Linked DNA regions of Homo sapiens: regions 2 and 3 are each linked to region 1. A link is a loop called in an ENCODE intact Hi-C map of the cell type or tissue named here. Cell type or tissue: heart right ventricle. All regions are shown on one strand. Each heading gives the region's core, and the rest is flanking DNA. Links, peaks and the distances in the headings are about the cores only.

Evidence for each region. Hi-C counts contacts between places; a loop is a spot of excess contacts. Peaks named below come from ENCODE experiments on the same cell type or tissue, not always from the same donor. Only the 100,000 strongest peaks of a DNase experiment are listed, where the experiment ranks them.
Region 2: it touches region 1 in a loop (12-fold over the local background); 68 of 110 quality-filtered maps call a loop at or near these places.
Region 3: it touches region 1 in a loop (2.7-fold over the local background); 30 of 110 quality-filtered maps call a loop at or near these places.

Annotation. Positions count from the first base shown.
Region 1 is chr17:34,302,160-34,309,967 of GRCh38, forward strand. No RefSeq gene overlaps it. Among named protein-coding and RNA genes, the nearest start is that of CCL8, 13 kb to the right of the region's middle. In heart right ventricle, for the core only: a CTCF peak has its summit at 4,465; a DNase peak (open chromatin) is centred at 4,457; H3K27ac peaks cover 1,381 bases.
Region 2 is chr17:34,195,979-34,202,181 of GRCh38, forward strand. No RefSeq gene overlaps it. Among named protein-coding and RNA genes, the nearest start is that of LINC01989, 15 kb to the left of the region's middle. In heart right ventricle, for the core only: CTCF peaks have their summits at 4,137 (motif pointing right) and 4,350; a DNase peak (open chromatin) is centred at 4,133.
Region 3 is chr17:34,249,361-34,255,563 of GRCh38, forward strand. CCL2 (C-C motif chemokine ligand 2) reads left to right here and starts at 5,925. Exons shown (of 3, transcript NM_002982.4): 1 at 5,925-6,065. The coding sequence starts at 5,990. RefSeq lists enhancers at 2,504-3,703, 4,647-5,621, 5,622-6,203. In heart right ventricle, for the core only: no CTCF peak of the experiment used is centred there; DNase peaks (open chromatin) are centred at 3,221, 4,957, 5,591 and 5,871; H3K4me3 peaks cover 1,255 bases; H3K27ac peaks cover 5,000 bases.

The DNA.
Region 1 (7,808 bases), core at 1,710-6,709:
ACCGTCCACTGGAGCAAGTAGAAGCTATGTCAGTTTGTCTACTAACATTGCATCAGATACCTTGCCTTGATATGCATTTTTGGGAGAGAGAGCTTTAATGGATCAGTCCATCCCACACTTTGTTGTTCCCTGGAGCTGGGTGTGAGGGACAGGGGCCTCCAGCTCCTGCATCACACAGACCACTCCACTGGCCCTGGTGATATATTGGAATTCCCCTTTGATTTTACTTGGGGAAAGACTTTGACAGCTAAAGCAAGGTTTGAAAACCACAGCACTCCAAGATCTTCATGTGCTACCCAGCATCACATATCCTCTGATACCAAGATAAAGCTATAAGATAGCTTTATATCTGTAGGATTCCTGGAGTCCCTCATTCAGCCAAAGTTCTAATTAATACCACCCTGGGTTGTGAAGAGTGGTATTACTTAGAACCCTGCTAGCAAGGTTTAAAAATATACAGGTTTTCCTAATCTCTGGTTGGAATCCCAGCCACGGTTTAAGTCCATGATGAGGATGCTGACAGAGTTGAGGATAGTGCAAATTTTGTATCTACTCACCTCTCTGATGACCACAATTTACTTTCTTCCTCTCTTTTCTACAGAAAACATTTAAGTGCAAAGGAAGTGCAGCCCATGAGATGATCCAACTTGGAGCATTTCCTCTTTTTAGGCTGGGCATAACTGCACCTCCCTTTCCTATCCCATCCCCATTAGTCTCAGCAATGGATGGAAAATGTGCCCAGTCCCAGCCCACTGCTTCCCTTTTCCACTTCTTGGAAACCTCCCCAGGACCCAATGCCCACTCTGCAGATTTTGGATCTCATCTCATAATTCTTTGACAATAATTCTGCCAAGGAATTCTCTCTCTTCTCCCTAATTCTTTACATCCTATAAAATAACATCATGATTTAGTTTAAAAAATTAAGTAAAGCAGCCAAAGGAGCAGAGAGGCCTAGAAAATCCCAGAAACCTCCAACTCTTGCCCTCTAACATGAAGGTCTCCCCAGCTCTTCTGTGCTGACTGCCACCATGAGTTCCCAGGTGTTTGCTGAACCAGGTAAGGCCTCTCTCTCCTTTCAGGAAAGTTAACCTTCAGGACAATCTGATCAATAAGGGCCCTCAGAATGTCACTGCAATAAGGGTCTTCAGAATTTAGGGGAAATTTTTTTTCCCTAAAAAATGGGAATATGTTTCAAGAGAAACCAGATTGGTACAAGCTGGAACTGGAATTCTAGGCCACCGAAGCCAGTCTCTGGGCTCTTCCCAGGACACCAGTTTGGGGAACAGGTCTACTCTATTGTATAGCTCTGAGATTTTCAAGAGAACATTTTGTTTATAAAATTAGGCAGTTGGTCCGGCATAGTGGCTCACACCTGTAATCCACCATTTTAGGAGCCCAAGGCGGGTGGATTACTTGAGCCCAGGAGTTTGAGACCAGCCTGGGCAACATGGCACAGCCCTCTCTCTATAAAAAACACAAAAAGTAGCCAGGTATGGTGACACACACCTGTATTCCCAGCTACTCAGGAAGCTGAGGTGGGAGGATTGCTTGAGCCAGGAGATTGAGGCTGCAGTGTGCTGTGAACATGCCACTGCATTCCAGCCTGGGGAAAAAAGTGAGACCTTCTACCAAGACCAGTTCAGTCATGGAGGCCCCAACCCAGCGGTGCTAGAGGAATTGAAGATAAAGACACAGAAATAGAGTGCAAAGTGGGATCAGGGGGCTAACAGTCTTCAGAGCTGAGAGCCACGAACAGAGTTTGATCTACATATTTATTGACAGTAAGCCAGTGATACACATTGTTTGTATAGGTTATAGATTAGCTAAAAGCATTCCTTAGGGGAAACAAAGAATTCTTAGCAAGGAGTAGAGAAATAGGCTCTGGCTGATTATCCGCAGCAAAAACATGTTAAGGCGCAGGCCGCTCATGCTATTGCTTGTGGTTTGAGCAGTTTCCCGCTCCAGATGGGCCAGGCATTCCTTGCCCTGCTCCAGTAAACCAACAACTTCTAGCAGTGTGCATCATAGCCATCATGAGCATGTCACATTTTTGCAGAAATCCTGTTTATGGCCAGTTTCTTTAAGGCCTGTTTATGACAGGCTTAGGTCTGGTTGCCAGCAACCTTCTCTAATAAAGTATAAATAACAAAATAAAATTGGGTAGTTATATTTTCTTTCTGAAAAAGATGAAGCTGGAAGAATGAAGCTGGGGGTGAGGGCATGGCTTTAGGAAGTGGAGGTCATGATCCCATCGAATGGCTTTTGACTTGGCTGGTCTCCATGCAGGTTGAAGACAGACAAGACTGCCCTGGCACTGTGATTCTAGTCCCTAATTCCAACCTCCTGGGACCAAGGACTGTGGTCACTTGTTCAGCGTCAGCCCACAGCCATTTCCTTCCTCTCCTGCCCACCACACCTTCTTTCCTACCAGGGGAGCTTTCCCACCCAATCTATAGCAATAGCCTCTGAAATGTTCTCCCTGGCTGCAGTCAGTCCCATTCAACCTATCATGAACTCCAGAGGAACACCAATGGTGAATTGAAACATCAGAGGAAGAGCAGGTGGCAATAGATTCAGTGGTCAGGTTACACTTCTCAGTGAAGAAGAGGCATAAGCAGGACCTCTCTTAAATGATGGGGTGAGATCAAAGGAGAGGTTCGACTGAACTAATTTAGGGTGGACAGAAGAGTAGGCAAGAAGCAGAACTCTTGTCTGGCTGGAATTTGGTCCAGAAATAGGAAAAACATTTTAAAAACTTAGAATGCAAGCTTGGAGCTACATTTTGGAGGGTCTTGAATGTCAACATGGACAGTCGGGTTCAGTTCTGAATGTCATAGGAAGACAATGAAGGTGTGTGAATTAGTGGGGAAGAGACGCAAACTAATCAGAAGTATGCATGATGAAGACAGAGCTTCTGGCTGCCTGAGGATGGAATGTGGAAAGGAGGACCTGAGAGCAGGTATCCGCAATAATCCAGGCAAGAAGGGATGGTAGAGGTGGAGGAGAGGCAGCAGCTCATAGGAAGAATGGGGTCAGCTGGAGCTTACTGAAGATATTTCGTCAAGAGGACACAGTGGGAGGCCTAGGGACCCAGCTCCTAGAACTCACTACCAAAATATCACAAGGCAGTATTGAGAGACATGCCTACCCTGAGCCCCAAGTTCACGTCCCTCTCTCACTAGCCCTGTAAGCCCCAACCGCAGAGCTTTTAAAACATGGATTCAAAAAGACAGGGCCTCCTCTTCCTGGATGACCCCTAAGATTCAACTGCAGTCTATGAGTTTGGCCAGCTCCTTTTTCCAAACGGGGATCCATTTGTATGAAAATTAGCTATAATTTTACCTCCTCACCAACAGTAAAGACCAATAGCAGGGCCAATACCTGCCAGTCTTGGGGAGAGAATGATAGATTCTGTAGAAAGCAGAGCACTCAGAAGCATGGAGCACTAGAAAATCTCACCCTGTGAAGCAGGAGACATTGATGCTGATTGCAGGAGTGGCACTGACTCCCTGAGCATTGTGGAATATCAAATTCTCCTTCTGGGCCTCAGTTTTCCTCTCCATTAAATGGGGATAATGCTGTGTTACAGGCAGCAAGTGAAGGAATCTGGCAGATGATCTCACATGTTTTCCTAGCCCCAGGAACTATGTCTTGGCAAACATCACCACATGCACTGGCTAGAGAAGAGTTGGAAAGGAAAGTATTTCAAATCTGTCTTCATGTACCAGCCAGGACCTGGATTACTGTGAACCCACTCCTTTCTCAGGCATTGCCTGCTTAGACACAGATTTTTCATTAAGGCCCCCCATCCCCACCCCCAAATTCAACAAAAGTCCTGGGAGCAATTAGCAACCAGACAACTTCATTCGTCCTCATGCCAGATCAAGTAGTTCTGTATACTTCCCCTGCCACCAAGATCTCATCTCCAAATACCAATCAGGAGTGAACTCTAAAACTCTAACCAAGTGTAGAAGCACACAGTGAGTTGGAATAAAAAAAAAAACTAAAATATCACCATATGCATTGATACTCAGAAGACCCTCTGGCACTCAGCAAGGCTTGGGCAGGAGGCGGTGGAAAATGGTAAATGCTGTATGTCTCTATGTTGAAGAAGTTCTCAGGCTGTTTTTCCTCCAATTCCCATAGCATGAACCTGTAAACTCAAAGAATTGGAGATGTTGGGGCCTCTAATAGAGCAGTTTCCAGTAGGGACCAGCAACCAGACAGGAATGCATTGCACATCTTTGAGCATTGCATCCTCAGCTCTTTCTTTAGGCTGTGTGTCAGGTAAATCTGTGCAAATCATTTTTTCTTCCATGAAACCCAGCTTACCTTTTGCACTAGACTGATGGTTTCCAAACTGAGTATGAATCAGAATCACCAGGACTACCCCTGAAAATGCAGATTTCCTGGCCTTATCCCAAGATTCTGAGTCAGGACATTGGGTTGTGGAACAGTGCCCCCATCAGGATTTCAACCAGTTTTCCTGGGGATACAGAGGTATAGCTCAGTATAGCACTGGAACACCAATGCTCTCTGAGGTTCCTTTGTTCTCTCACATTTGAGTTCGGACCCCACGGCTTTGAACTTGCATGGCAGTCTTTGGAATGACCTGCCCAAGTCCTGTGTGGCCTCTCACTTCTTCTCCAGTCCTGGATTGCCATAAACCAGCTGTGCGACCTGCTGTGACTTCATCTCTCCCTCTTAGTGTCTCTTTCCATTACTTCTATGACTTTTGTGATCTCTGAATAAATCTGAGATGAAGATGAAGAATGTAGCCATTCTCCAGAACTTGCGATTTGCAGAACATTCTTCTACCTGACCCTGCTATGTTCCTTGGGAATCACTTAAGACAGAGAACAGCTTCCATTGCAGGAGATTTGTTTCTTTTCCAATGCTAATTGATCCCTGTCTTCTACTAGCTTATGGTCTAGACCATGGTCTCACCATTCACCACCTCCTAAATTATGAGCACGTTTTTGCATCCGCTTTAGATAATGGCTAACTAGGAAGGAGTTAGAGAAAAGGAGGAGAGAGAGAAAGGGCAGAATGGCCACCTCCCCAGGGAATGCATTCTGGCTGCTGGAACAAACAACTGCAGGAATTGGGCAGTCTTAAGTTTCATTTTAGTTTTTCACGCTAAGGTTTTTGAAATCCACATTAAAACCAAAACCAAAGGAAGGGAAATTGCAAAACACAGGGACTTTCCAACTGCAGGCTCTGAACCATCTGCAGAACATGAGCATGGTGTCTCTGGGTATGTGTCATACCTGGGATCTTTCTCCTATTCTTTCTGGGGTCCAGAGCATCCTGCACCTCTGGCTGATGTGAAGATCCTGGGGTCTCTTGCTTCCCTGTTTCCGGGAGACTCTTTTTATTTCCTTATTTACAGCACAGGCATTCCTGAAGGTCCATCTCTATCACATGTCTTCATCTGAATGCATGAAGACAATTAAGGGAGTCCTTCTTCAATAGTCCACATCCTGGGTCTCTGTTTAGCATCCTCTGATCACTATATTCTCACTATCAATATCTATAACAATGAGTTTATTAAATACTTACCATATGCTAACACCTCACTTTTCAATGCCCTTTTCCTGTGTCAACTAGTTTAATTCACACCTATTTTGCTGATAGGAAAACAGTGGCACAGAGACCTGAAATAAGCTTTCAAAACATCTAAGCATCCAAATCCTGGCAATCTGGCTACAGAGTCCATTGTTTTAACCACTATCCTGCCTGTCCTACAGCTAAACAGCAAAGAACACTTCTCTGCTGATTCCTAATGCCCTAAGTGTCCAAGTCTCAGATTGGACTCATTTCAAGATGATAATCAATCATAGGAAAATAAAATTGAGAGGAACACAGATAATCTCCTAGCCCACGAATGGCCAACATGTCCCAGAGCTGGGCTCCTCCCTGATCCTGTACTGATGGAGAATATCAGTAAAGAATCACATCACTATTTCTCATGGCCGACATAAGGCCTCATTATCTTTTCCAATAAACCTCTCGAGTTGACACTTGCATTGAAAACCTATTTGACATCCTTGATCTTGTATATCCCCACATTTGATACACGAAGCAGGTGGACCTAAAAATATCTAAATAGGTTCCATGGCTACTAAGCAGGCAAGCTGGGATTAGGCACTTGGCGTACACGCCCTGCATTCTACTAACCCACTTTGCTTTCTCATAATTGACTTTTACCACTATTTTCATTTCTTAGCTCTGAATGCACCTTTGTGTCAAGCCACATCACTGGAGAATGAAAATTTTCTGAGTTTATTTTTGTGTGACACTTGCCATGCATGTGGACTGGGGATTTATATAAACTCAATTTATAAAGAAAACTTGACTCTGTATCAGTGTTATATGAGGCAATTGGCAGGGACAGTCCCAGATGCTTTTGTGTAAGAGTGTAAGTTCCCTCTTGTGAGAGGAAATCCTGAGGTTAGGGATATGTTTCAAGTTCTGGAACTTCAGTATTGTTAAAAGATGATCCAGAGTTTTTTAAAAAAGAAATTAGATAAACAAGAGGTAGAAGATTTAAGGTCTCTTATAAATAAATTTAAAAAAATAATTGAACTCCTGAGCTAAGAAGACTACCAGATAATTCACCAGATAAAAACATAAACCATTGAACATGTACACAAAAATACCAACCAGTAGACACAAATTTAAACAAGCTCATACTGGAATAGTTTCTTTCTGCTAACTTTTAAATTGAGGCATTGGTTTCCTACAATAAAGTTCAAAGAAGTTAAATCACTTTTACATACATATGCCCCAGGAATCACCATCCAAATCAATATTTGCAGAACATTTCTAAACCCCAAAGTCTCCCTCACATTCCCTGCCAGTCAATACCCCACAACATCTAGTCTCAATGCTACCACTATAGGTTAGTTTTGCCTATATACAAAATAATACTTTTTATTAACAAAGTAGCATATACTTTCAGTTAATAATGTATTACTTTTCTATTTCTGCATTAATAAATTACCACAAAATTAGTGGTTTAAACAATATAAATGTATTATGTTATAATTCTGGAGTTCAGAAGCTGAACATAGGCCTCAGCAGGCTAAAACCAAGGTATTATCAGGAATGTGTTTCTGTCTAGAAGTTCTAGGGAAGGATCCATTTTTTCGATTGCTCTGGGCATTGGCAGAATTCAGTTCCTTTGGGTTATTGGTTTATTGAGCCTAAATGTTCATTTTCCTGATGGCTGTCAGACAAGAGATTTTCCCAGCTTCTAGACGCCTCTGTATTCTGTGGCCCAGAGCCCCCTTCTCCATTTTCAAAGTCAGCAACAGTGGGTCAAGTCCCTTTCATACTATGCATTTCTTCTTCTTCCATCTCCTCTCTCTGTTGAGACTCAGAAAAGAGTCTCCACTTTCAAGGACTCAAGGTATTAGATTGAGCATACCTGGATAATCTCTCCATCTCAAGGTCTGTACCCTGGATCCCATCCACAAAGATCCTTAGTGTGAAAAGTGAAAATGAAACTTAGGACTGCCCAAATCCTGTAGCTGTTTGGTCCAGCAACCTGAACTCATTCCCCAGAGAGATGGCCATTCTGCCTTTTCGCTCACTCCTTTTCTCTAACTCCTTCCCAGTTAGCCATTATCTAAAGGAGATATGATAAAAAACTCACCCCCTCATCCCTGGTAACAGAGTCACAGGTTCCAGGGATCAGGGAGTGAACTTTTAGGGGTTACTTATTTATTGAGACAGAGTCTCACTCTGTCGTCCAGGCAGGAGTGCAGTGGTGCGCCCTCAGCAACCTCCATCTCCTGGGTTCA
Region 2 (6,203 bases), core at 1,204-6,203, 110 kb before region 1:
CAACCATCCAATAAGATAATGGCTGTTGTGGATCTCATCTGTTTCCAAACAGGGAACCTAAGATTCAATGAGGTTAGAAACTTGTTTACATTCCCACAGCTGGGCTGAGAAAGCAGCTGACTGCATGACCTGACTCTTCTTGCTGGAAACTCTTAAATGTGTCTTCTCCTGAGGGGCTCCCCCGAGCAGTGTAAGAATGGCCTTGTACTGGCCGTGAAACTGGGAGAACAGGTATCTCCTCAGCCCTGTTGCTCCCTTGCCTGTAACTCTGACTTCACAATGAGTGATAGCAACCAATCCGCCATGTTGCCCCTGGCAAATTGCCCAACTCACCAACCTCAGTTTCCTCATCTGTTAAAGGAAGAAATTACATCAATGGTGGCACCTTCTGGAGGCTACTGAGGGATCACATAAGATAACAGTTAAAATCAATTCTTAAAGCTCTGCAATTGTTCAATAGTTAGCTCTTTGAAAGAAAAGAATGTTGGAATTTTGTAGCAGAAAGGACCTTGAGAATCATCTCGTGCTAGATTTCTAGTCCCCGCTAGTGATGTACTAGTAATCATGTTAATTATCAAAACACCTCCCATATGTCAAGGGCCTACTAAGAGCACTGCTAGGCAGTTTTTCAGGCATCACTTCATCCATTCTTCACCACAACCAGGCTACGTAGACAATATCAACCACACTTTACAGATAAGAAACCAAAATCCTAGAGTTTAATTGTCCAAAGTTACAAGGTTAAGAATCTTCCTAGTCCACAGCTTGCCCTTCTATAACGGTATATCTCAAATTCTTTCAGGAAAGAAAGAACAAGGAAACACTTCTTAGCTCATCTCATAACTGCAGCAAGACCTTTATAACAAAGCCTGTCAAGAAGACTACAAGCAATGAGAATTATAGACCAATATTACTCATATAGACACAAAAATTCTTGAAAAATAAAAGCAAATTGAAACCAGCAATATATGAAAAACATATCACAACCAAGTAAGGTTTATCCTAGAAATGTAAGGATGTTTTGACACTTAAAAGTAAATTAATATAATTCTCCACATGAACCAAAAAAGGAGAAAAATCATGTAATGATTATCTCAAAATATGCAGAAAAGATTGTTTGATGAATTCAACATTAATCCATGATTGAAAACAAATGTACCAGTAAATGAAGAACAAAAAATAATGTTCTCAGTCTGATAAAAGTCAATAATTTTAAAATCTGCAGGTAACAAAATACATAATAGTAATACAGTAAATACTTTCTATCAAAGACTGGTACCAAAACAGGGTATCTGCTGTAACCACTTCCATAATGTAGTGCACTGGCTATCCTAGCCAGCATAATAACACAAGATAAAGAAATAAAAGGTATACAGATTGTACAGGAAGAAAAAAAGCTGTCCTTGCTCATAAATAGCATAATCTTTAACGTATAAAATCCTAAAGGAATCTAAAATATGAGAACTAATAGGGGAATTTAGCAAGGATTCAGCATACAAGATCAATATACAAAAATCTATTTTAATTATGTTTACTAGTGACAAAATAAAAAATGATAAGGAATATCATTTACAATAGCATCTAAGGGTATAAAATTCTTAAGGATGAATTTTACAAAATATGTACAAGATATCTACACTTAAAACTTTAGGAGAAATTAAAGAAAACATAAATAATTGGAAAGCTATACCATGTTCATGGAATAGAAGCTTAAATATCAATTCCGTCAATTTACCAGTTCAAAGCAATACAGTGAAAATCCCAGCTGATCTTTTTATAGAAACTGATAAGCTATATAATTCATTTGAAAATGCAAAGGACCTACAATAGTCAAAATAATTATGAAAGAAGAATAAAGTTAGATACTTTCAAACTGATTCAGGGGTTACTATAAAATTACAGAAATCAAGACACAAAGTGGCATGGACATAGTAAAATATATCAATGAAATAGAACAGAATTCAGAAATAGACCCATATATGTATGCTCAGTTGACTCTGTTGAAGGTAATTCAATGAAAAAAGATAGTCTTTTCAATAAATGGTGCTGGCTCAATGGATATATATTTGAAAACAAAACAAAACAAAAGCCTCACATCATACCTTACACTGTACATCATTAAGTAAAAATTTAAATCACAATTACAGTCATGCATTGAATATACCATAATGGTCCCATAAAATTATAATATTGTATTTTTACTGTACTTTTTTAATGTCTAGATACGTTTATATACATAAATACTTTCTGCTGTGTTATAACTGCCTACAGTATTCAGCACAGTAACACGCTGTATGGTTTGTAGCCTAGGAGCAAGAGGGTGTAGCAGTAGGCTATACCATCTAGGTTTGTGTAAATACACTCTATGACATTTGAACAATGATGAAATTGCCTAACAATCCATTTCTCAGAATGTATTCCTGTCATTAAGTGACACTTGACCATGTAAAGTTTTTAAAAGAAAACACAGGAGAGTATCTTTGCAACCTTAGTTAGACAAATATTTCCTGAAGAAGACATAAAAAACACTAATGAGAAGAGGAGAGGACAGGAGAGGAAAGGAGGAAAGAAGAAAAAAGAAAGAAAGAAACAGAGAGAGAGAGAAAAGAAAGAAAAGAAAGAAAGAGAAAAGAAAGAAAGAAAGAAAAAAGAAAAAGAAAGAAAAAGAGAAAGAAAGAAAGAAGAAAGAAGAAACAGAAAGGAAGGAAGGAAGGAAGGAAGGCAGGGAGGGAGGAAGGAGAAAAAAGAAAGAAAGAAAGAAAAGAGGAGGAGAAGGAAGGAAGGAGAAAGGGAAAGACAGAGAAAGGAAAGAAAGGGAGGGAGGGAAAAGAAAAGACAAGAAAAAGAAGTTGCTACATTGGACCTTAACAACACTGAAAACTTCCCTTTGAAGACACTAATGTGAAATTGAAAAGACATGCCACACGATGGAGAAAATACATACATCTGACAAATGACTTATATTCAAAATATAAAAGGAATTCTTACAAGTCAATACTAAAGAGGGCAAAATAACTCTAATAGCCACTTCCTAAAAAGACACACAGATGATCAATAAGCACCTGAAAAAATGATCAGCATTGCTAATCATCAACAAATTGCAAGTTCAAACCACGATGTGATGTAACTTCATACATTAAAATAGCTAAAAGTTAAACAAAGAAAACTAGCAAGCTCTGGTGAGCATGTGGACAATCGGAATTCTTGTAGTAGGTACGTAAATGGCATAATTACTTTGGAAAAATGTTTGTCAGTTTCTTACACAGTTAAACATGCATCTACCTGCGACCCATCAATTTTACTTCTGGAAATTCGCCCAAGATAAATAAAAACCACACAAAGGACTCACAAAGTTCACCCAAAGACTTATACACAAACGTGCCTGCAGTTTTTTGCACCACAGCATAAATCTGGAAACAGTCAAAAAATCTATCAAGAGGATGGATAAATGAATTATGTATTTATTCACTGAAATACCACTTAACAATAGAAGAAAACAAACTGCGGATACCTACAAAAGCATGGATAAATTTCAAAAACAATTTGTTGTGCTAGAGAAGCTAGACACAAAAGAGTGTATACTGTACACTTCCGTTTATATAAAGTCCTTGAAAGGGCAAAACAAACTATAGCAAGAGAAGTCAGATCAAGGATTGCCTGGGGTAGGTAGGAAGTGGTGAAGATTGACTACCAAGCGCCATGAGAAAACTTTGTGGGATAACAGAAACGTTCAATATTTTGACTGGGGCGGTGGTTCCACGTGCATATACAGTTGTCAAAACTTATCAATGTGTACATTTAAAGAGCATGCGTTTTGTTGTGTGAAAATAAATTGTATGTGAATAAATGTGATTTTAAAAAATAATAAAGTTCTCCACATATTTCTTAGGTCCCTTAAAGAGTGAGCACTGCTTGTCAGTGCCAGAGCCTCTGTCTCATTAATCTTTTAATCGCAGTCTATACAATATCTGGCACTTGGTAAGTGCTCCCCAGGTAGAGTTTGAGAGAAGGTAGGTCGGGAGAGCACGCATTGTTGGAGGGGTGTGAGGAGGAACAGAACACAAGCAGGACTAGACAAATATGCTCTTCTGCTAGAAACCTCTTTCACCATAAGGTGGCAGCAGAGAGCACCTGGCAATGTCTTTACCTACTTAATCCAGCAGGTGACAGCAGACCCACACTAACCTCTACACGAAGTTGCATTTTCCCCTCTCTTTCCTACGGTTACCACAATCTCAGCCCAGCCACTCCGCCAGGCAGAAAAGGGAGACTTAAATGGAAAAGAATAAGAACATACCCATGATCCCCATATATGACGGGCACTGTTCTCCATGCTTAATAGGCAACATGTAATTATACTTAATGTAATATCCATGCTTAATAAACAGTATTTCATTTCCATGCCCATCCTTTATCATGGGTATGATTTTCTTTGTTGTAAAGACAAGTAAACAAAGCTTCAGAGAAGGAGAACATGTTCCTAATCACGGATCTAGAAGTGATAGCGATGGAGTTTGAGTCTGCTTTTTCTTTCCATGTCATCCTGTCCAAACCTATAGACCAAAATGATCCATACAGAGGTTATGTATTGGTGTTCACTGCAGCAGTGTTCTAACTGCTCATGTGCATTAGCTCATGTAATCTTCACAACGAGTTGAGGTAGGAACAGTTGTTATCCCTATTTATTTTATTTATTTATTTATTTATTTATTTATTGTGTTTTTGAAACAGTGTTACTCTGTCACCCACTCTGGAGTGCAGTGGTGCGACCATAGGTCACTGCATCCTCAAACTTCCAGGCTCAAGCAATCCTCCCACCTCAGCCTCCAGAGTAGCTAGGGCTACAGGTGTCAGCCATTGTGCCTAGCCTGGTTATCGCCATTTTAAAGGTAGGCAGTGACACTGAGACACTGATAGGTTAATGAACTTGTAAAGTTCACATCATTAGTAAAAGCTGCAGCTGCCACTGGAGTTCAGGGTCTGACCCTGAACCTTAATCCTTCACTGCAGAACTAGCTACCAAGTGACCACTTTGACGAGCCTTGAGGAAAAGGCGGAGGGGGCTTTAGCACACACTCAGCTAACGAAAGTGTGCCGGTTCATTTCCCACAGCTCCACACAAACTCCCAGGGGTAGTAAAGAATAGCTTCTCCCTCCTCTGTGTCCCTGAGAAGTCCCAGGGGCATTCAGAGATTTACTGTCATCCCTGTCCAACCCATAGGAGTCTTCTAAGACCCATGCTTCTTCACCCATCTAGCCAGCCAGCCTTTATTGAGTACCTACTGAATGCCAAGCCTTAATTATGAAAACACAGAGCCTTTCTTCAAAGAGCTTTCATACTGAGGGGAAGATCACATGCAAAAGCAAGCAAAAGCAAAACTGCAGAGAGATACTTCTGCTGGTGACTAATTACCATGTGGATGGCGCAGAATTTCTGTCTAGTCAGGGAGGACTTCCTGTAGGAGGGGAGGTCTTCCACTGAGACTTAGAGGGTGAGTAAGGCTTGAAGAGATGGAGAAAGAAGTCAGGATACAGTCTTGGCCTGAGTGAAGAGGTTTAGTGAGAATAGAGAGGTCAGCTAGGCCAGAGGGAGGGTCTTGGGAGGAATAGCTGAAAATACAACTGGAGGGGTTGGTTGGGGGCATATTGTGGAAGGTCTTGAGGGCTCAGATGAGAGCCTTTTTGTATCTCTTAAACTGATGGCTTATGAATGGCTGGAAGCCATTCAAAGTGCATAGAAAGAGAGTGGCAAGAGGAAGCCAGTTCCTAGGAAATTAACATAGGCAAGCCTGTGCAAAAAGGAATGGAACTGGGGAGCCTGCAGGGGCAAGAAGAAGGGACCTAGTCCATGTGGAATGTTTCCTATGTGTCAAGTACTTAGTATTTAGCCTACGTTATGACAGCTAATTCTCCGTAGAGCCCTGAAAGATCTGTGCAGTTATCATCTCTGGTTTATAAATGACTAAAATGAGACACAGTGAGGTTAAACATGTTTCTCAAGGTTACCTGACTAAAACCAAAAAAGCTGAGTTTCAAACTCCCACAACCTAACACCAAAGCTCGCTTTCTTAACCACTATGCTCGACTGCCTTTATATCATGGGTCATGCAAAATCCAACCTAAGTCTAAGAGATATTTAACCTCATCTGAGACATCTATCAGGTTGGAAAACATTTAGGGCTCTTCCCTGAAAGATGCCACTG
Region 3 (6,203 bases), core at 1,204-6,203, 53 kb before region 1:
GCAGGGTGGGACCTTCTGGTGAGAGCTGGCTGCTGTGTGAGGAGCTGAGGCCCTGGCTTGATTCTGGGGTTACTTCTTTGACCTTCAGCTTTTTGTCATGGGCAGACAGAATGGGGATGAAAAAAAGCTTAGGAAATGGAAACCTCCCTATGCATTATATAATAAAAATGGCCAACACATTTTCATAGCAAGATATCACAGCAGAAGCTTGTACTGGGCATCAGGACTGTAGGCATCCAATGCCCAGAAACTGGCATGTGCCCTGGGACATCCCCTGAGAAGGCATGCCACGAGCCCTCAGACTGACACAGCTCTTTACAAGTTGCTTACAGAGCACTCTTGGTTTATTAATTCATACAAGTCTCATGACAATGTCAGAAGCAGCTGTCTTACTAATCCCCTTTGACAGAAGAGGCCCAGAGAGGTCAAGGGACTTGCTCAAGGCCACACAGCTAGAAAGAGGCAGAGCCAGGCCTTTGGCCCTGGTGTTCTGACACCACCTGGGGCTCCTTCTGTTATTCCATGCTACCTCTTCTTTCTCTTCCGTATTCCCTTCTCGTTCCCTTCCTTCTTGTGTCTTGCTTCTTATCTGCCTGTACTTATTCCTGTTGGTGCCTCCCAGCTCAGCCAGCATAGCTCTGTCTTCAAATACCCCATGCTTCATTCTGGGGTCCCATACACAGTCTGACAATCATCTGAGGGGGCTGTGGGAGGACATAGAAAAAATACAGCTTTACATAGAAAAAAATGCAAATTGTAGCCAGGCGCAGTGGCTCATGCCTGTAACCCCAGCACTTTGGGAGGCCGAGGCAGGTGGATCACCTGAGGTCAGGAGTCTGAGACCAGCCTGGCCAATGTAGTAAAACTCCTTCTCTACTAAAAATATAAAAATTAGCCAGGCGTGATGTCATGTGCCTGTAGTCCCAGCTACTCGGGAGGCTGAGGCAGGAGAACCTCTTGAATCCAGGAGGCGCAGGTTGCAGTGAGCAGAGATAGTGCCACTGCACTCCAGCCTGGGTGACAGAGTGAGACTCTGTCTCAAAAAAATAAAATAAAATAAAAAATGCAGACTGTGATTCAGCAGGTCTGGGTTGAAGCCCAGAACTCTCTGATAAATTCAATGGCACTTAACTACTTGGAGGTCATGGATGCCTTTGCTAATCTAATAGAAGCTACTGACCCTCTCTCCAGAAAAATGCACAAAAACATAAATGTGGAAGACAACTCCTGATGGATCTGGGAGCCTATCCAAGGGCCACAGACAAGAGTCCTGGTCTGGACAAAATGAGCTGCTCAGTATTTTCCCACCTGGCCAGCATTTCCTATCCAAAGACAAATGTTAAAGTTGTTCTAGCAGAGCCATGCACCAGCAGCAGTATCATCACCTGGGAACCGGTTAGCAATGCAGAACCGCAGGCCCACCCCAAACCTACAGTCAGAATCTCTACTTTAGCAAGATCCTAAGGAGATGGGTAAGCACATTACAATTTGCAACCTTTGTAAGTTTGCCCAAAATGTGACCCCTCCTTCACCCACCGATCGCCAAGGTTCAAAAATCTGCCCAACCCTTGAGCCCATCTTAAATGTACCATCACGAGCCTTCCCTGGGCCCCTCAGCTGGGACTCTCACCGCTCTGTATCTTTCTGGTTAATGCAATTATTCTGTTCCCTTAGATGACCCCAGCACAGGTGCTAAAGGAGTCAACAAAAGGCTATTGTCAAAAAAGTGTTTCTGTCTCCACTCCATCTGATCTCTGTTTCCCTAAGACCTGCCCATCCCCCTCTCCCAGTTCGGCACCTTGACCCCCTCATCACACTGCTCAGGCCACCTTGTACAATGCAAGCCCCAAATGAGGAAAGCATTTTCTCCCCCAATGTGTAACACGAAAGTGCTGTAGAGTGGCTCACGCTGCCTTTAGCCTAAGAATTTATTTAACTCTTACCCCCAACCCACATCAGTCTCCTCCCTCTAGGGCTCAGGTGCTAATCTGTGAGGGCTGGCTCAGAAGACAATCTAAAGAACAAGCCTCTTGCTTCCTCAGGCATCACTACTCCTCACCACCATCACCCCCACCCACCAACTCAGGCCACTACTCTTTCTGTTCTCATATGCTATGCCCATCGCCACCCCTATTCCCATGCTCAGGAGTATTCTTGGCTACTGCATGCAATTAGACCTGGGGCAGATCCAATCCAGAAAGCAAGAAATCTTAGATGCTGGAAGCTTGGGGTAAGTACTGATCAGATTTATTCCTAAATTCAGTCCTACTTTCCATGGATTCTTACTTTAGCATCTCTTCTGAAAAGGAAGCATCATGTCTAATTCACTTCTCCCTCCCTGTGCAGTCCTCTACCTGGTGCTCTGCACAGGGTATGTGCTAATTGTATGAATGTTATAATAAAGAGATAGTGCAGTAGATGACAAAGGGCACTACATTGAGAGCCCAGAAATAAGCAAACCAGCACAAATGTAGCCATTCGTCTTCTATCTCACCTTGAGCCTGTCACTAACCTGTTCATGGCCTCAGTCTCCCCATCAGAGAAACAGGTAGATGGTCTCTAAGGTCTCGTTCATTTTCTGACATTCTGTGAAAAATTAAGGAAAGATTTTCATCCTTGACAGGAAAGGGATTGCAGAGTAGCGGCCCTGGGAAAATGGGCTCTATTCTACCTGGAGCTAGCCTGGAGGAGAGGCCTTGAGTGGGGGTTGTCTAGAAAGGACATGGTGAGTGCAGAGCTACGGTGCATCTCTCTTGAAGGCTGAGTGAAGGGAGCACCAGCAAGGGAGCCTGCACTAGGTGGGGAGGGACAAGTGAACCGCAGAAGTTGGTGGGAGCCCAGGCAGTGGCTTCAGATCTTTCCAGAGAGCTCACTTTTACTTCCTCTTTTTTTCACCCCTGACACTGAGTGGGAGTCTGCAGCGATGACCAAGGTTCATGCAGAGGATCTTAGTGGTGGGGTCAGACCCCGGGAGGAATGAAGAAAGCATTATTCACCAAGAGGAGCTTTTCCATTCTTTATCTATGAGTTGATAGAGAGGAGGCCCCGGGGTAACTGAGGATTCTGGACAGCATCAGAGCATTGACCCTCATTTTCCCCATAGCCCCTCTGGGGGCCTTTCCCTTGTGTGTCCCCAAGCGAGAGTCCAACCCAGGTTTGTGCCAGAGCCTAACCCAGGCTTGTGCCGAGATGTTCCCAGCACAGCCCCATGTGAGAGCTCCCTGGCTCCGGGCCCAGTATCTGGAATGCAGGCTCCAGCCAAATGCATTCTCTTCTACGGGATCTGGGAACTTCCAAAGCTGCCTCCTCAGAGTGGGAATTTCCACTCACTTCTCTCACGCCAGCACTGACCTCCCAGCGGGGGAGGGCATCTTTTCTTGACAGAGCAGAAGTGGGAGGCAGACAGCTATCACTTTCCAGAAGACTTTCTTTTCTGATTCATACCCTTCACCTTCCCTGTGTTTACTGTCTGATATATGCAAAGGCCAAGTCACTTTCCAGAGATGACAACTCCTTCCTGAAGTAGAGACATGCTTCCAACACTCAGAAGCCTATGTGAACACTCAGCCAGCAAAGCTGGGAAGTTTTTCTCTGTGACCATGGGCTAATTGGTCTCCTTCTCTGGATTGTGGCTTTATCAGATAAAAACAAGTGGTCATGCCACAGGATGTCTATAAGCCCATTGATTCTGGGATTCTATGAGTGATGCTGATATGACTAAGCCAGGAGAGACTTATTTAAAGATCTCAGCATCTTTCAGCTTGTTAACCTAGAGAAAACCCGAAGCATGACTGGATTATAAAGGGAAATTGAATGCGGTCCACCAAGTTCATGGTAAAGGATGCACTAACTGATTAGAGAGAGGTTTCCCCTGATATGAGGAAAACTTCTTGGAAGATGAGGTGAGATGGCCTAGGAAGAAATTCCTACACAAAGTTGCACAGTCTCTAGTCCTGGAAACATTTTATTCATTGGATAAGAATGGATTGAGGCATGAGCAGAGGACTGAGACAAACACAGAGAAGTTTCAACACTGGTTGGGGAGAAAAGGAGTAACTAGTGAGATTCAGGCAGAACAAGAATAAGGCTCCTCAAGAGGCACAAGCAAAGCAGGGCTCGAGTTGATTTGTTCTCTCTTCATCCTGCTTTTTGTAATTCCACCAGAGTCTGAAATGGCCACTCCATAGAGTCTCTGCTCTGGGATTCTCCAGGAAACCAATATCCATCATGAGACATCAAGTCTAGTCCCAGGAAGAAGAGATTCTGGAATGGAAACATCCTGGGTGGGAGTCTCAGCACATCTACTATTCTGTCTGAGTTACTGGACAAATAACTTCAGTTTTAACCTAACGAAAGCTGGGTTGGTTGGAGGACTGGGCAGGCAGCGCTGGAAAGTATGTCAGCACCATACCTGACTCCCTGAATGCACTCAACAATGCCATTACTGACCACTTACTAGAAATAAAACAGTCATTTGTTGAATACAACCCGTTTCTTTTTACAAGTGTAGTGAAAAGTGTTTTCTTTCAAGAAACCCCATGCATTTATAGACATTGCCTCAGTGACCCTTTATGAAAGAAGTCACTAGTCTTTGTATGCCCATTGGGCAAGGGCACCGCAAGGCTCAGAAGGAGGAGGCAGTGGGCTAGGAGAATCGAGAGATCAGAATTTTAAACTCAGCCCAGCCATTAACATGCCTCAAGTACTCCTATCATATTTGTAAGAGACAACAGTTCACTGAAATGAATTCTAAGGTCTTTGGGTTTTTATCAGTGTGCTTCTGTAGTTTCTGAGGAAATCTAAGGCACAACTGAGGAATGAAGTCAGGCTTTCCAATTCCCGAAATACTCCTCCACTGCTTACTCATGTCCCTTGGAAATTAAGAAGGAAGCCAGGAGAATAGCTGCCATAACCAGGGATGAACTTCTTGTCCACTGCTGCCTGCTATGCTAGCAACAGCCTCCTAACTCATAATGACTTAGCCATGAGGAATGTTTCTAGATTCTCCTTTAGCTGTCTGCCCATTTGGAAGATGCTGAGGACAGAGAGAGGACCCAAGCAGGCAACTAGTTGGAGGACTTGTACACGTTTCCTTCCAGCAGTATGTCAGAGAGGTGGCAGCCCACTGGGGACAGGGCTGCCTGGGTTCTGTGCTCGAGGGGACCTTGAGCAGGCTATTTAACCCTTCTGTGCCTCAGTTGCCTGATCTATAACATGAAAATTAGCAATCCCTACTAGATAAAGTTGGGGAATTTACAGAGTTAATATTTGTAAAGGTCTGAGAATATTCCTGGCAGAGTAAGCACTCTGTGAGTATGACACTGGCATTTCTTCTGCAGCACTACATGCTGTCTATGCCTTTGTCCAAGTCTGAAACCCTAGAACTCTTAGAATTCAGTTCAATGTTTACACAATCCTACAGTTCTGCTAGGCTTCTATGATGCTACTATTCTGCATTTGAATGAGCAAATGGATTTAATGCATTGTCAGGGAGCCGGCCAAAGCTTGAGAGCTCCTTCCTGGCTGGGAGGCCCCTTGGAATGTGGCCTGAAGGTAAGCTGGCAGCGAGCCTGACATGCTTTCATCTAGTTTCCTCGCTTCCTTCCTTTTCTGCAGTTTTCGCTTCAGAGAAAGCAGAATCCTTAAAAATAACCCTCTTAGTTCACATCTGTGGTCAGTCTGGGCTTAATGGCACCCCATCCTCCCCATTTGCTCATTTGGTCTCAGCAGTGAATGGAAAAAGTGTCTCGTCCTGACCCCCTGCTTCCCTTTCCTACTTCCTGGAAATCCACAGGATGCTGCATTTGCTCAGCAGATTTAACAGCCCACTTATCACTCATGGAAGATCCCTCCTCCTGCTTGACTCCGCCCTCTCTCCCTCTGCCCGCTTTCAATAAGAGGCAGAGACAGCAGCCAGAGGAACCGAGAGGCTGAGACTAACCCAGAAACATCCAATTCTCAAACTGAAGCTCGCACTCTCGCCTCCAGCATGAAAGTCTCTGCCGCCCTTCTGTGCCTGCTGCTCATAGCAGCCACCTTCATTCCCCAAGGGCTCGCTCAGCCAGGTAAGGCCCCCTCTTCTTCTCCTTGAACCACATTGTCTTCTCTCTGAGTTATCATGGACCATCCAAGCAGACGTGGTACCCACAGTCTTGCTTTAACGCTACTTTTCCAAGATAAGGTGACTCAGAAAAGGACAAGGG